5 separate regions of the Homo sapiens genome follow, and regions 1, 3, 4 and 5 are each linked to region 2. A link is a contact called in ENCODE Hi-C or POLR2A ChIA-PET data. All regions are on one chromosome and are shown on one strand. The core of a region is the stretch at or near the end of the contact, and the rest is flanking DNA. Distances in the headings are between cores, read along the strand shown. Region 1 holds the start of RSF1 (remodeling and spacing factor 1). Region 2 holds the start of GVQW3 (GVQW motif containing 3). Region 3 holds the start of SPCS2 (signal peptidase complex subunit 2). Region 4 holds the start of CLNS1A (chloride nucleotide-sensitive channel 1A). Region 5 holds the start of PGM2L1 (phosphoglucomutase 2 like 1).

The links. Hi-C counts contacts between places; a loop is a spot of excess contacts on that map. ChIA-PET counts read pairs that join two places held with the same protein, here RNA polymerase II (POLR2A). Pooled maps may share reads with other maps.
Region 1: a loop to region 2 is called in a pooled map, with 24 times the contacts of the local background. The contact joins the promoter of RSF1 here to the promoter of GVQW3 in region 2. A Hi-C loop is called at or near these places in 1 of 37 single-sample maps with no recorded cell type and 11 of 50 pooled maps. POLR2A ChIA-PET finds 5 or more read pairs at or near these places in 1 of 52 experiments (activated T-cell).
Region 3: a map of CD8-positive, alpha-beta T cell shows a loop between it and region 2 (8-fold over the local background). The contact joins the promoter of SPCS2 here to the promoter of GVQW3 in region 2. A Hi-C loop is called at or near these places in 1 of 168 maps with a recorded cell type or tissue (CD8-positive, alpha-beta T cell) and 10 of 50 pooled maps. POLR2A ChIA-PET finds 5 or more read pairs at or near these places in 1 of 52 experiments (SK-N-SH).
Region 4: a pooled map shows a loop between it and region 2 (20-fold over the local background). The contact joins the promoter of CLNS1A here to the promoter of GVQW3 in region 2. A Hi-C loop is called at or near these places in 2 of 37 single-sample maps with no recorded cell type and 8 of 50 pooled maps. POLR2A ChIA-PET finds 5 or more read pairs at or near these places in 1 of 52 experiments (activated CD4-positive, alpha-beta T cell).
Region 5: a loop to region 2 is called in a map of CD8-positive, alpha-beta T cell, with 21 times the contacts of the local background. The contact joins the promoter of PGM2L1 here to the promoter of GVQW3 in region 2. A Hi-C loop is called at or near these places in 4 of 168 maps with a recorded cell type or tissue (CD4-positive, alpha-beta T cell, CD8-positive, alpha-beta T cell and naive thymus-derived CD4-positive, alpha-beta T cell) and 9 of 50 pooled maps.

The regions. Positions count from the first base shown.
Region 1 is chr11:77,819,406-77,822,105 of GRCh38, reverse strand. RSF1 (remodeling and spacing factor 1) reads left to right here and starts at 1,384. Exons shown (of 16, transcript NM_016578.4): 1 at 1,384-1,578. The coding sequence starts at 1,392. AAMDC (adipogenesis associated Mth938 domain containing) reads right to left here and starts at 962. Exons shown (of 4, transcript NM_024684.4): 1 at 865-962. RefSeq lists silencers at 925-1,084, 1,675-1,764, 1,905-1,994 and enhancers at 1,185-1,324, 1,335-1,504, 1,057-2,029, 2,625-2,700, 2,030-2,700.
Region 2 is chr11:76,380,015-76,382,714 of GRCh38, reverse strand. It overlaps GVQW3 (GVQW motif containing 3), which reads right to left and starts at 1,392. Exons shown (of 2, transcript NM_001347885.2): 1 at 422-1,392. The coding sequence starts at 886. It overlaps THAP12 (THAP domain containing 12), which reads left to right and starts at 1,583. Exons shown (of 5, transcript NM_004705.4): 1 at 1,583-1,967. The coding sequence starts at 1,879. RefSeq lists a silencer at 1,305-2,234 and an enhancer at 1,877-2,378.
Region 3 is chr11:74,947,829-74,950,528 of GRCh38, reverse strand. SPCS2 (signal peptidase complex subunit 2) reads right to left here and starts at 1,263. Exons shown (of 5, transcript NM_014752.3): 1 at 1,130-1,263. The coding sequence starts at 1,243. XRRA1 (X-ray radiation resistance associated 1) reads left to right here and starts at 1,438. Exons shown (of 19, transcript NM_001378157.1): 1 at 1,438-1,601. RefSeq lists enhancers at 1,009-1,058, 361-1,215, 1,139-1,358, 1,489-1,548, 1,669-1,718 and 1 more.
Region 4 is chr11:77,636,443-77,639,142 of GRCh38, reverse strand. It overlaps CLNS1A (chloride nucleotide-sensitive channel 1A), which reads left to right and starts at 1,349. Exons shown (of 7, transcript NM_001293.3): 1 at 1,349-1,553. The coding sequence starts at 1,429. RefSeq lists enhancers at 1,208-1,447, 1,102-1,621.
Region 5 is chr11:74,397,181-74,399,880 of GRCh38, reverse strand. PGM2L1 (phosphoglucomutase 2 like 1) reads left to right here and starts at 1,448. Exons shown (of 14, transcript NM_173582.6): 1 at 1,448-1,830. The coding sequence starts at 1,720. It overlaps MIR548AL (microRNA 548al), which reads right to left and starts at 644; the gene lies at 548-644. RefSeq lists enhancers at 464-1,084, 984-1,353, 1,085-1,706.

The DNA.
Region 1 (2,700 bases), core at 135-2,634, 1.4 Mb before region 2:
ATTCTCAAAGTAATAAATTATAGACTAAATAAATATAGCGGAATTCAGTCTAAATTATAGGAACTCCTTTTTTGATAACTAATATTTTTAAAGTACTCACTATGTGCTACGGCACTGTGCTAATCACTTTACTGTGATTTATCTAGTAATACCGTATGATGTAGGTACTATTATCACCCCACTCTAAGGAGTTCAAAGAAATAAAGAAACCTCCACAGTGTCATGAAGTAGCCCCGCTAGGACTCAGGCCTGGCTGAATCCAAAGCTCAGGCTTCTAAGCATAACGTGTACTGCTGCTTCTCAGGCTGCACATTCTATTTTACATTATTGGTAGTTTCTCTCTGGCGTTCTTTGTGGGAATGTTCACTGCCCCCGCCCCGCCCCGAAGTGGAACCCTGTCTTCTAACAAACTTTTCGCTGCTCCACCGTCTCCTGTCATGTTCCGCCTCTCAATGGAGTCCCAGCCCACACTCCGATTCTGGTCCCTGAACAGAGCCCCTTCCCCTCACACCATGGCCCCCTAGCAGAGCCTGGTCTCCTCAGATCCTCTTCTCCCAGCAGGGCCCCAACTCCTCACTCCGACGATTCCCCCAGAGTTCCGTTCCCTCAGATCCTGCTTTTCCAGCAAAGCTGCGATTCCTGTACCCCAGCAGAGAGCAATACCCCGTCGGCAAACTTCCACAGAGACATCTTACCGAGGTCCCAGCCCAGCCCCTAATTAAGGGCACACCTCTACCTTTCCCCTTCCCAACCTTCTCCCACAACTGTGCTTTCCCCCGCCCTATTCCCTTTTTCTGTTTATTAATTCTCCTCAACCTCTCCACCATCTCGTGGCCCAGTTTCAGGATTCCCCCGCAAACTCACCCACCGCACTGTCTCCTCAAAGTTGCGTTCCCAAACGGCGCAGTGCTCTGCCCGCACTTACGCTCCCAGCGCTGCTTCGGGATCTGCGCTCCCCAACTGCCCTCCGGGAATACGCCCTGCAGTTGAACAGCGCCCGAGGCCCCGCCCCCTCTGCGTCCATTGGCCATTGTTCTCGAGAAGTCCCGCCCCTCCCGCTTCCAGCCCGCCTCCCCGCCCCGCTTCCCTTGTTTTCATTCCCCCTGTCACACGAGGCAGTGGCAAGCCCGAAGGGGAGGAGAGAAGGGGGCGGAAAGAGGGCGGAAAGTGAAAGGCGCCGAGGGCCGCTCTGTCTCCCGTCTGACTCGGTTCTCGACTGCTCCGGGCCGCCGATGTATTGTGGGATCGCGGAGCCGTCCCTGAGACGCTGGGATCCGCAGAGGAGCCCACTTGAGAGCGCCTCCTGTCGTCTGTAAGGTTGCCTTGCCATCCCTCGGCACCACAACTTCCCCCGCCCCCCCATCGCCTCCTCCTCCATCCTCCAGTTCAAAATGGCGACGGCGGCGGCAGCGGCGGCGGTGATGGCTCCTCCGGGCTGCCCGGGTTCGTGCCCCAACTTCGCCGTAGTCTGCTCCTTCTTGGAGCGCTACGGGCCGCTGCTAGACCTGCCTGAGTTGCCGTTCCCTGAGCTGGAGCGGGTGCTGCAGGCGCCGCCGCCGGACGTCGGCAACGGAGAAGGTAAGCGAGGGGCCCGAACGCCCGGCGGGAAGCGGCCCTGGCGCTCTGCTACTCTCCGCTCTTCACAGGCGCCCCGGTTCTTCGCGGCTCGGGCCTCCGCGGCTCTGTCTTCCCCCTGGGACGCAACTCCGCCGGGCTGGTCTTCTCCGCCCAGCCCCCGGGGTCTTGGGCAGTGGGGAGGCGGGGCGGAGGCCCCCTAGGGCCACTCGGCCGGGCGGGGAGCTGAGGTGGAGGCGTTGCGGGCTAGGTGTGGGCTGGAGGCGGGGAGGGGTCATTGTGCCGGTCGGCAGCCCCGGGGACTGCTTCTCCGCGGCGGAGGGCGGCCCCCCACCCCGTCTCCCCCTTGGCGGCGGGGGAAGGGGAGCGCAGGTTCCGGCCAGCTTTGCGCTTTTCTCCTCCTCCCCACCCTTACTCCCTCCCCTCCTCCCACCAGTCTTCCCGACCATCTCGGGGAAGGCTGGGCTCGGCTGCTCCGGACACCTCCTTATCTCCCTTCACCTGGGTGGGCGGGGGCCAGCGGACACTCAACTCTCCCTCCCTCTGTTGGGAACTCCCCTGAGAGATTTGTCCCTTTTCCCTTCCCCTCGAGGGCTGCTTTAACCCCTAAAACTCCTTCCTTGAAGTGGGGAGGTCTGCTCCTCCCCCACGGGAGGGGGTTCTTCTCCATTCTCGGTAGGGGGGCGAAGTCGGTTCAGCTCCACTGTGGAGAGGAGAGGGTTAATTCCTCCTCCATAGTTCTCCTTCCTCTCCCCACCTCCCCCAAAATAATAGGCGAGCATCTCCCCACTTTTCCAATCCCTTCCCCCTTCATCTTGGCAGCCGGGCTTAGGCGAAGAAGTCGTCTCCCTCCCATTTGCACGGTAGGGTGGGGTGGTTAGTATGTAAGCTGGAGGAGGGGCTCTGACGGAGGGGGAAACAGTTGAAGAAGGTGCTTGTTGCTCATGTTTCTCTCTCTGGTGCCGCTGGTCTATTATTGGTGTTCGCAAGTGGTGCTCCTTCCACATAAGGCCACCGCGCGGGTGCAGGGCGCATGCTCTGCCCGGCCCCATTGAAACTTCCTGCTGCTGCTGCTGGTTCTTTTGCTGGAGCATCTCAGCGCTGCGCCTGCTGCCTCCAGCCTTC
Region 2 (2,700 bases), core at 143-2,642:
GGCAGAGAAGAAATCCAAACTTGTTGAGCAAAAGAAATCAAGAACAAGCAAATACCAGAAGGGAACAGCCAAAAGTTTTTCAAAGTTATGGAGAACAGCAAGGAAAATGGTCCAAGAGTCCAGCAAAGAGTAATGAGGAGGGCCATGGCACATAGGGAGGAGTGGTGAAGACTGAAAAATACGTGAGCAGCCAAAGAAGGTGCCTAACAGTGAGGCAGCATCCTAGTTCTGGTTCAGCTAACTCACATTCCTCTCACCATGGGGTGAACCAATTCTCAGCTACCCTGGGGGGAAGGCTTGTTGAAGATGACGCCTGCAGAAGCTGACTGGCAGAGTAGTGGACTCTGGGATGGGATACCGGCAGGGGCATTTCCCCACCAGCTTCACCCTGGAGATAACTCCATGTTTCAGAACCTGTTACCTTTTTCCTCAAACATGAGCTATTTTTCCTAGTTTCCTTTGAAAGATCGGACCGAAAGTCAAGTTTTCGTGGTTTAGGCTCACCCTTCAAAACACCCGAAATAACTTTTGCAGAAATCTTCCTCATGTTCAAGTTTTCTTTCAAAATGAGCCTAACAGTTTCTTTGTCTAAATTTAACTCTTCAGCCATCATCCTCACGGTTAACTGCCTGTTTGAACAAACCAAGTCCTTGACCTTCTGGATATTGTCATCTGTTCGGTGGGTGACTGGACGCCCACTTCGGGCATCATCTCGAACATCTTCCCGTCCTTCTTTAAACCTTTTGTGCCAGTCAAAAACTCTGGCCCTTGACATGACTTCATCCCCATAAGCTTCTTTTAAAAGATGGTGGGTCTCACTTGCAGACTTGTTCAATTTCACGCAAAATTTGATACTAATCCTTTGTTCTAAATAGCGGTCACTCATTCTGGCACTGAACAACACAGGAACGTTTAACAGGCCACGACTGTAAGGGAAAGACGGACAGATCAATCTTTATAGGGCTGCAGGTGTAATCATATCGCTCTTCTTGCTCTTCTAGAAGCCTCGCCGGGAAAGAGTAATTGCTTTTATGAATTTTTGTCCCTCAGCTTCCAGTCGAGGCTGGGGAGATCCGTTCTGGGAAGCCAACAGTCGCTGCAAAGCTGGGAAAAATTAAATCGCCTACAACCACGTCTGCATCAAACCAGTGCACGCACATCTGCCGAGAGTTTGCCAGTCACCAAGGTCGCTCCGATTCCGCGGCCCTTAAGGAGTATATGGCGAATTCTGCAAGAAAGGCCTAAGTGGTGGCAAATTAAGCAAGCAAGAAGAGATGCATCGGTGATGTAACGTGCAAGCTCGCCCTAGATCTGCAGAAACCCGCGCACGCCAAACCTACCGGAGCAGCCCAGGAACCGCCTGCTCTAGCGTCCCGGGAGACAGGCGCGCATGCGCAATTCTCTCTCCCCGCGGATTAGACTGTGCGCAGTCGCACTGCGGCGGCGCGCGCCAGGTCCCGCCTCCGCCTCGCCACACCCCGGCAGGCGCGCTTCCTTGCGCGTGCCCGCCTGCTGAGAAGGCGGAAAGGAGGGGCGGGGGAGGAAGGCTGAGGGAAGAGAGGGCACCCCCGGGCGTCAGGGTGCATTGTGGGAAGGAGGCGGCAGCGTCTCGGGCGGGCGGGAGGTGCACCAGCGGCGGCGGCGGCGGTAAATCCTCCCGGCCGCTCACAGCACTGTGGAGCCGCGTCCCCAGCCCGGCCTCGGACCGCGGCACCCCTCCTGGCCCTCGCGGCTTCTAGCCCGCCCGCCCCTCCCCCGCGCGTCGGCCCTGCCGAGCCGGCCGGCCGGCCTGGCTCCCCTCCCCGGCCCCGACGGGCGGGCGGACTGCCCTGAGGAGGCGGGGAGGGGAGGGCTGGGCCGGCCGGCGGGCGGGCGACGATGCCGAACTTCTGCGCTGCCCCCAACTGCACGCGGAAGAGCACGCAGTCCGACTTGGCCTTCTTCAGGTTCCCGCGGGACCCTGCCAGGTAAGCGGCGGGCGCAGAGCGGGCGGCCCGGGCCCACCTTCGCGGTGAGCGCTGCCAGCCGCCGGCCCCTGGCGGGCTCCCGGGCTGGCTGAGAGGGGCGCAGGAGGCGGGCGCAGCGCACTGCCGTCGACCCCAGCGTTGGACCGAGATGGGGAGCCGGCCCCGAGCCGTGGGCGGGCGGGCGTCCGGGGACCTCGGAGCACGTGCGCTGGTGGGGGCTCTGCGCGGAGGACACCACCCCAAACGCGAGGGAGCTGGGGCGGCGCGCGGACGCGGGATGCTGTGGGTTCTCGCCGTGGCTCACTTGCTGTGTGACCTCGGGGGAGTCGCTTTCCTCTCTGGGCGTTAGTTTCCTTAGCTGTCAAAAGAGAGCAGGACTCTATGGTTGTGGCCACTGGGGCCTTTCCCTCTCCTTGCCACCACCCCCGGGACAGTGTTTCTGTTTTGAGTCCCGCTACCTTCTTTCATCTCATCGCAACTGCTTTCTCCTTCGGACTTGTCATTGCACGGTTCAGGATTCATTTTCTGGCTGTCACCGTTACTCATTTTCTCGCTTGGGTATTGTAGGGATAACAGAGGGTGTACGCGTGAGGGCGTGGAAATTGGTATTGGAACCTCTTCCTTCGGATAACCCCCACACACTGACATATTTAGGGAATGATAGCATAGGGACTGTGTTTGAAAGGCTGAGATGTTTCATAGGCCTGTCTTGTTGGTTCATTCATTTAAAATC
Region 3 (2,700 bases), core at 14-2,513, 1.4 Mb after region 2:
ACACTCAAAAAGACAAGTAAAAAGACCTGGATCTTAACCCCTCAACATAATCATGTTTTCATTTCTTAAGCACCTACCATGTGTTATGCACAGGGAAGTCTGAAAGCTGTTTTCAATTATATTCAAAAATTCTGCTTACTATATTAAAGACACCATGCTTAACAATTCTCATCAAACCAGCCCAGGGCCCTACAATGAGAGAACTGGAAGGGAATTTAGAGTTAAGTCCCTCATTTTAAGGCTAAATCTCTCACTTTGCAGATGAGAAAACAGATATAGAGAGAGCAAGCATATTTCAAGGTCACAAAGCTAATTAGAGGCAAAATCAACACCAGGACGTTGTTCTCCGTGCAACTGTTTCTTCCAAGATGCTGTGCAAAGAGCAAGAAAGGCCAACCCAGGGACAGTTTTCCTTTTTTTCTTTTCTTTTAAACCCTTGTTGCTAGGACTGCAGTTAAAAAAAATTTTTTTGGATGAGCAGAGGGAGGAAAGGGGCAAGCGTGAGCGGGCAGCAGTGCACTTGGTAGCAAAGAGGGAGGTGGAGGGAAGAGAGGAGAGGGCGGGGAAAAACAACAGGAAAAAAAGAAAAATCTTAAAGGCTTCTTGTCAGCCCAGTAGAACAGTCAATACTCAAATATTTTCAGTATTCGCCTATCATGATAAAACGCCTAAAAACTTCAGTAAGCAAAAGGACAAGAAGCACTTTGGAATCTGTAGCAGCACGCAAGGGTGATGGTGGTAGAGAGTTTGGGGGATACTGATTCTTTAATCTTTGGGCTTCGGTTTTCCGTGTCTGTGAAATGGGCACTGACAACAGTGCACCCAGCCCCCCAGGAGAAAAGAGATGGACACGATTAAATATAGGAAAAATCAAATTACCGAAAAAGGTGTGGCGACCAGGACCAGAACACTTGCGAGAAAAGAAGAAGTTCTAAAGAGGACCGGGTCCAGGTTTGAAGTGTGATGAGGGCAAGGGCAGGCTCCAAGCGTGCGTAGGGTTGTGATAGTGGTCACACAAGGGCTCCCCTCAAAAGGCCGTAGAAAATAAGGGAGACCGGGATGGGAAGGTTGGCTCGCCGCCTCCCAGGCCTCCCCAGGATTCAACTGTTCCCAAGAACCGGCTCCTCACCTTATCCAACAAGCCGCTACGGCCACTTCCTGTCCCGCAGTTGGAAGCACCACCAGCCCCACTACAGCCTCCGCTACCACCGCTTCTCCCGCCCTGTACAGCTGCCGCCGCCATCTTGTCCGCCTCTGCGTCTCCCTCCCCTCCGACTTGTCTGAAGCCGATTGGCTGGAGCTGACAGCGTGACGCGCCGCGCGGAGTCAATCGGGATCCGTAGTTTGGGTCTTGCTGGCGCGAGGTAGTCAGAGGACGTGGCCGCGGGGCTTGCTGGGACTTGAGGTTAGACGTCCCGGCCGTCGGTTGCCGCCTACACTGTCTGCCGTCGCGTCGCAGTTACTAAGGCGTGGGGAAGATAGCGGCAGGCACCGCAGTGGAGCGGCTCCGAGATCCCCGGGGGGCTCGCAGGCGCGCATCCCTCCTGACTGGGACGTCGCCTCCGCAGACCCCTCGGAGGCTGAAGCGACGCCGGAGGCAGGTGCGACTGAAACTTAGTTTTCGAATTCGAGTCTTTCTCCGGCCCAGGTGTGGAGTTTCCAAAGGAGTGGGCAGGAGCTTGTCCTTCATCCTTTTCTAGCCCGGTTGTGGCACTTACCGATTATTCTCTCAAGCAGCTGTCATTTTAGCTGTTTGTAATGTTTTCGTGTTAACGGAGAACTCGCGTTTACTGAGTGCCTACAGTCTGCCAGGCAGTATCCTATGTGCACTTCCAGCCATCCTCTCTCTCACTGAGTCCCACAACAGCCCTGTTAGATGAGGAGGAAACTAAAGAACCTACCCAAAGCCAGATAGCATGTATCTGAACTCGGTTTTCAAGCCGGCATTTAAAAAAAATCAAAACCAATATATATCCCTTCTGACACTCTGCTTTTACGGTTTTAGGATGTAATAGTATTCTAGATTTTAATTATTTTTTTCACAAATGTATATTGAGCACCAATATTGTACTAACGGATACAGGGGATCAAGATAGACCTGGTTGCTACTCTGGTGGACTACTACTCCATGACAGAGTTATCAAATAGCAGTATTGTATTATACCATGCTCTATTACGTTGTATTTTAATTAATTTTTTTCACAAATGTATATTGAGCACCAATATTGTACTAACGGATACAGGGGATCAAGATAGACCTGGTTGCTACTCTGGTGGAACTACTACTCCATGACAGAGTTATCAAATAGCAGTATTGTATTATACCATGCTCTATTACGTTGTATTGTTTTTTAATTCCTATATATCCCCCATAAGCGTCTAAAGAATTAAACAAATATTTTTGAGTTTCTTACTATGTAACAGGCACTATTCTAGTCACCAGGGATATATCCCTGAATAAAACAGACAAAAACTTGTCTTGGGGAAGCCAAAATTCATGTGAAAATAATTATCTCGGCCGGGCGTGGGGGCTCATGGTTGTAATCCCCGCCAAGGCAGGCGGATCACCTGAGGTCAGGAGTTAAAGACCAGCCTGGCCAACATGGTGAAACCCCGTCTCTACTAAAAATACAAAAATGAGCCGGGCGTGGTAGCGGGCACCTGTAATCCCAGCTACTTGGGAGGCTGAGGCAGGAGAAT
Region 4 (2,700 bases), core at 100-2,599, 1.3 Mb before region 2:
GGGTTCACGCCATTCTCCCGCTTCAACCTCCCGAGTAGCTGGGACTACAGGCACCTGCCACCACGCCCGGCTAATTTTGTTTTTGTATTTTTAGTCGAGACGGGGTTTCACCGTGTTAGCCAGGCTGGTCTCGATCTCCTGTCCTCGTGATCTGCCCGCCTCGGCCTCCCAAAGTGCTGGGATTACAAGCATGAGCCACTGCACCCGGCCTAGAGTTTTATTTTTACTCAAATCAGTTTCCCAGAGCATTCAGGGATCAAAGTTTTTTTGTTTTTTGTTTTTTGTTGTTTTTTTTTTTTTTTTGAGACGGGGTCTCGCTCTGTCGCCCAGGCTGGAGTGCAGTGGCGCTATCTCGGCTCACTGCAAGCTCTGCCTCCCGGGTTCACGCCATTCTCCTGCCTCAGCCTCCCCAGTAGCTGGGACCACAGGCGCCTGCCACCACACCCGGCTAATTTTTTTGTATTTTTAGTAGAGACGGGGTTTCACCATGTTAGCCAGAATGGTCTTGATCTCCTGACCTCGTGATCCGCCCGCCTCGGCCTCCCAAAGTGCTGGGATTACAGGCGTGAGCCACCGCGCCCAGCCAGGGATCCAAGTTTTTAAGGATAATTTGGCAGGTTGGGGAAGGCCAGTGAGTCAAGAGTGCTGATTGGTTGGGTGGGAGATGAAGTCACAGGGAGTTGAAGCTGTCCTCTTGCGCTGAGTCAGTTCCTGGGTTGGTGGGGAGGGGGCACAAGATCACATAGCCAGTTTATCCATCTGGTGGTGCCAGCTGATCCATCAAGTGCAGGGTCTGCAACATATCTCAAGCACCGATCTTAGGTGCAGTTTAGGGAGGGTCAGAATCTTGTAGCTTGCAGCTGTAATTTCTAATCTAAACCATAATTTCTAATCTTGTGGCTGATTTGTTAGTCCTACAAAGGCAGTCCAGTCCCCAGGCAAGAAGGAAGTTTGTTTTGGGAAAAGGCTGTCATCATCTTTGTTTTAAACTTCAAACTGTAAACTAAGTTCCTCCCAAAGTTAGTTCAGCCTATATCCAGCAATGAACAAGGACAGTTTGGAGGTTAGAAACAACATGGATTTGGGTAGGTCAGATCGCTTTCAGTGTCTCAGTTATAATTTTGCAGTGGTGGTTTCACTGTGACAATCCTGAGGGACTTCCCACAGAACCCTCAGTTATTGAAGCCCAAAGCCTCAGAAATGGCGAGGAAGAAGGGGAAGGGTGTTGCGCGGTCAAACTCCACACGTTCTTAGCCGACCTCCGCCGCTTTTCCTAGAATGTCTCATCTCTATGGTCGACGGCGTTCAGATTCCGGGGCAGACTAAGTTGTTCTTCCGGGGTGACTGCCTCTTCCAGGGCGGGCGGTGTGGTGCACGCATTGCTGTGCTCCAACTCCCTCAGGGCCTGTGTTGCCGCACTCTGCTGCTATGAGCTTCCTCAAAAGTTTCCCGCCGCCTGGGCCAGCGGAGGGGCTCCTGCGGCAGCAGCCAGACACTGAGGCTGTGCTGAACGGGAAGGGCCTCGGCACTGGTACCCTTTACATCGCTGAGAGGTAGGGTTCCTGGTCCCCAGCGCTGGCCTCCTGCGCGCCGCCCTCCTCCTTGCTGGAGCAGGCGGTGCGAAGGAGCCGGGCAAGGGGCGGCCTGGAGGCCTGCTGGGAGCGGGGTCTCGTGCCCGACGCCTCAGGGATACCTGTAGCGGGTGGAAGGCTCGATTTTTCTAGTACTCCTCCGGAGTCTTCCATTCTCTGTTTTCTCCGGCCGGAATTTCCCCTTATGGATTGTGCTTTTTTTTTTTTTTTTTCTTTTTTTCCTCTTTCTCTTTCTCTGTCTCTTTCTCTCTTTCTTTCTTCTTCTTTTCTTTCTTTCTTTCTTTTATTTTCTTTTTTTTTTTTTTTTAACTCGCCTATTTACTGGAGGTCTGGCGCGTGCGTTGCCCTTAACGCACGGTCTGGTTTTAAGGGTCTGAAGTGTGCCTGTCTTTCCGGATGAACAGATGCAGGAGATGTTCCCCTCTCTGGGATACGTAGTTTCAGAGCCGACTGTGGAGGACTTTTAAAGTTTGGTTACACAATAAAGATTTTCTTCTGTAGGTATAGTAAGGAGAGGAACACCCTTAACTCGACACAGACAGGGGTCATATGCAGAGGGACCAGACTCCCGTTTTGGGGTCCTGGAAGGAATTGCCCTTTTATTTGGCCACGTGGAGCACTTTGGTATTTTGACAGTCAGATAGATCTACCGTAAATATTGTGGTTGTAGAACAGAGGTCCCTGTTTCCTTGACATGCAGTTTTCTTTATTTTGAAGCCTGTAATGACACATCGAATCTTTCCTGCCCTTCAGATATGTGTTGCTTCCCCTTTTGCTCCATCACTTGTCTACAGCCAGAGAAAATTCTCTACTTTTAAGAGCTCATGTGATTACTTTGGAACCACCTGTAAAATCCAGGATAATCTCCCTATGTTACTGTCGACTGGTAACCTTAATTACGTTTGTGAAGTCCCTTTTGCTGTGTAATATAACATATTCACCCGCATGACACCAGAAAGTGAAGGTCGTGGGGCCAAAATTCTGCCTACTACAGAATCCAGAGCACAAAAACTGTAAAGAACCTCTGCTTTAAAGGGAAATTTAGACATTGAACAAGGTTTAGGCTTCAGGCCAGAAACTGAGATAGGACATATGGATGGGAGGAAAA
Region 5 (2,700 bases), core at 199-2,698, 2.0 Mb after region 2:
GTACCACAATCCTTTTGTACCTTGGTAGTTTGAATTTTATTATGGTAAATGGCACTTTAAAGGAAATAAAGTAATACTTTGAACTTAATATGTCTTTTATCTGTGAACCTCAAAGCAGCCTAATGCCATTTATTAAGTTACTGTACAGCCATGATGTAAATATTATCATACCTTCCTTACAAAAAAGCTGACTAGGGAAAGAGTTGTAATGTACTTGCCCAAAATCATAGCCATTCTAAGAAGGCCAAACCAAGAAACGGAGGAGTAGCTAGGTGGCTGACAGGTCAGCACTTCTCAGCATTTCCCAGACCTCAACTTAGGTGAGCTTTCCATAGGAGAGACGGCTAAGAAGTAACGGAAGACTATTTCAATTTGGGTGAACCAATTTCCTTTTCCTCCGTATTCCCATTACCATTGCTCTTGGTATCTTGTGATGCTTATACATTCTTATATTTAGGTTAAATGCCGACCATCTTCCCTCAACAACTTCCTTATCTATTTTCCAGTAATCTTGTTCTCCCTACCTCCTAGTTTACTATAGCAGCAGAGATATTAGATTGGTACAAAAGTCATTGCCGTTTTTGCCATTACTTTTAATGCCATTATTTTTAATGGCAAAAACAGCAATTACTTTTGCACCGACCTAATAAAATAACTGCCAGCTGAGGGGATCTGAAATGAGATTGGAACCCTAGTTTGACCGCTCACGAACTCGGCCTCTTAGGAGAGGTGTCTCAGGGAGTCAGTTTCTTCTTTGTGTGTGAAACGGAAAAGGACTACGCCCCTGTACCTTACTGAGGGATTGAGGCGATAGAACGCGATTCGTAAACTGCACAGCACTAAACGGATACCACTTTGTCCCCTTACTATGTCATTCCTTGTTTAATTTAATGCCAGGGCCACACAGCGCAGCATAACTAATAGGGATAGGGCGTGTCTGTAGGGAACTACCTCGAGGTAGATCTTTTTCTTTTGAGGAAAGGGGGAACGCGGAGCTGCTGGGAGTCGTAGTCTCGGCGGCGGTCTCCGCTGAGCTCAGACAAAGGAAAGAACTACAACTCCCGTGAGGCAGTGCGCGGACAGCTCGCACTGCCCCTCCTCCCCCAACCGGCGCGTGCCCCCAAGAGAAACTGGGGGCCTGCGCGCGCGCTGGGGACCTGCAGGGCAAGCGCAAAGGCAGCTTGCTAGTGGTAGCCGTGAGAGCAGATCGAGGAAAGGAGACCCTTGGCAAATTAAAAAATAAAAAGAACCGTGCACTATTGCCTCACCACCCGGACGGGCTGTAAACCCCCACTACTTCGGAGGCGTGGGGAGCGCGCTCCCGGGCTCCAGTCTAGAACTTCGGGGACTTAAATCAGCAAGGGCGGGAAGGGGCGGGGCCTAAGGCGCGGGGCGGGGCCGTAGGCGGGGCGGGCGGCGGCGGCGGCGGCGGAGCCAGGACCCAGACATCTGGGACTGTTGTTCTCTCGCGGCGCGACCGCCTCAGTCACTTCGCCCAGAGACCCGGACCTGGTCCGCTGGGGAGCAGGCGGCCATAAACCCCCTCTCTCCCGGTTCCCTGACGCCGCGGCAGGAGCTGTTACGAACACCCTGCGGTTGGTCTCCGATGCCCTTCAGTGAGGTGGGGACGCCTGGACCCTGGTGAGCGAACCCCAAGCCACCCCCCACCCCAACTCAGTGTCTTCGCCGGCCCCCGGCCCGTACGCCTGTCTGGTCGCCATGGCTGAAAACACAGAGGGGGATCTGAACTCCAACCTGCTCCACGCCCCCTACCACACCGGGGACCCTCAGCTGGACACGGCCATCGGGCAGTGGCTCCGCTGGGATAAGGTGGGTACCTGGTCAGCCCGGCAAACGCCGTCGCCTCCCCCACACAGTCTGCTCTTTCCTGTGCCCACCCAGCGCCCCGCGGGCTGCAGAGGAGATGGCTCGGGACACCGAGCGGGGGGCAGCGGAGCAGGGCGTTGCCACCCACCTATGCGTGGGGTTGCTCCTTCGGACTGCCAGAGCCGGGCGGCAACATCTGCATCGCTTCCTTCTGCAGTGCTCTCAATTGTAACCTCCCTTCCTCTTCTTTACCCTCTTTCCTTTCAAGTGCTGTCTTCCCTCTTTCTTCAAAAAAAAAAAAAAAAAAATCATCATCATTGTAAGTTATACCCTAAACAACGATTTCCTTTCCCTTTTTCTCCCTTGACTTCCTTCTCCACATACCTGAAAGTGGTTTCTGGCACCCTTACTGGGCGTTTCTAACCGCTATCCGCTTTAGTTCTGGTCTGGTGTGTTTCCTCCTTCTGTCGCTAGGTAGTTGCTGGCCTTTTATCACTCCCTGGTATTGTCTAGTATCACCTTTTGCTGTTGGGAAAGGCAAGGCGCTTACCTCTTCTTTCTCCTGCTGGCAGCTATTTTCTGGAATTAATCTGTTCAAGGAATCGTGTTTTCCAGGTTTCATGTGGTACTCTTAATACAGGATTGTTTTTGCCTTAACCATTACTTCTCTACCAACACCTCCCCACCCACCCTCCGCCCCCACCTCCAAGTTGTGGTGGTAATTAAACCTCGTGCGGGCATTTGGGATGAATTTGTGACAATCAGAATTAAAATGCAGCTATCTTACTTGTAAAAGAGGTCCCTGGTAGCTCCAACAGAGGAAGATAATCCAAGCTTTTGCTTTGTCAAGTGCGTAAAATACCTTTGTTGAAG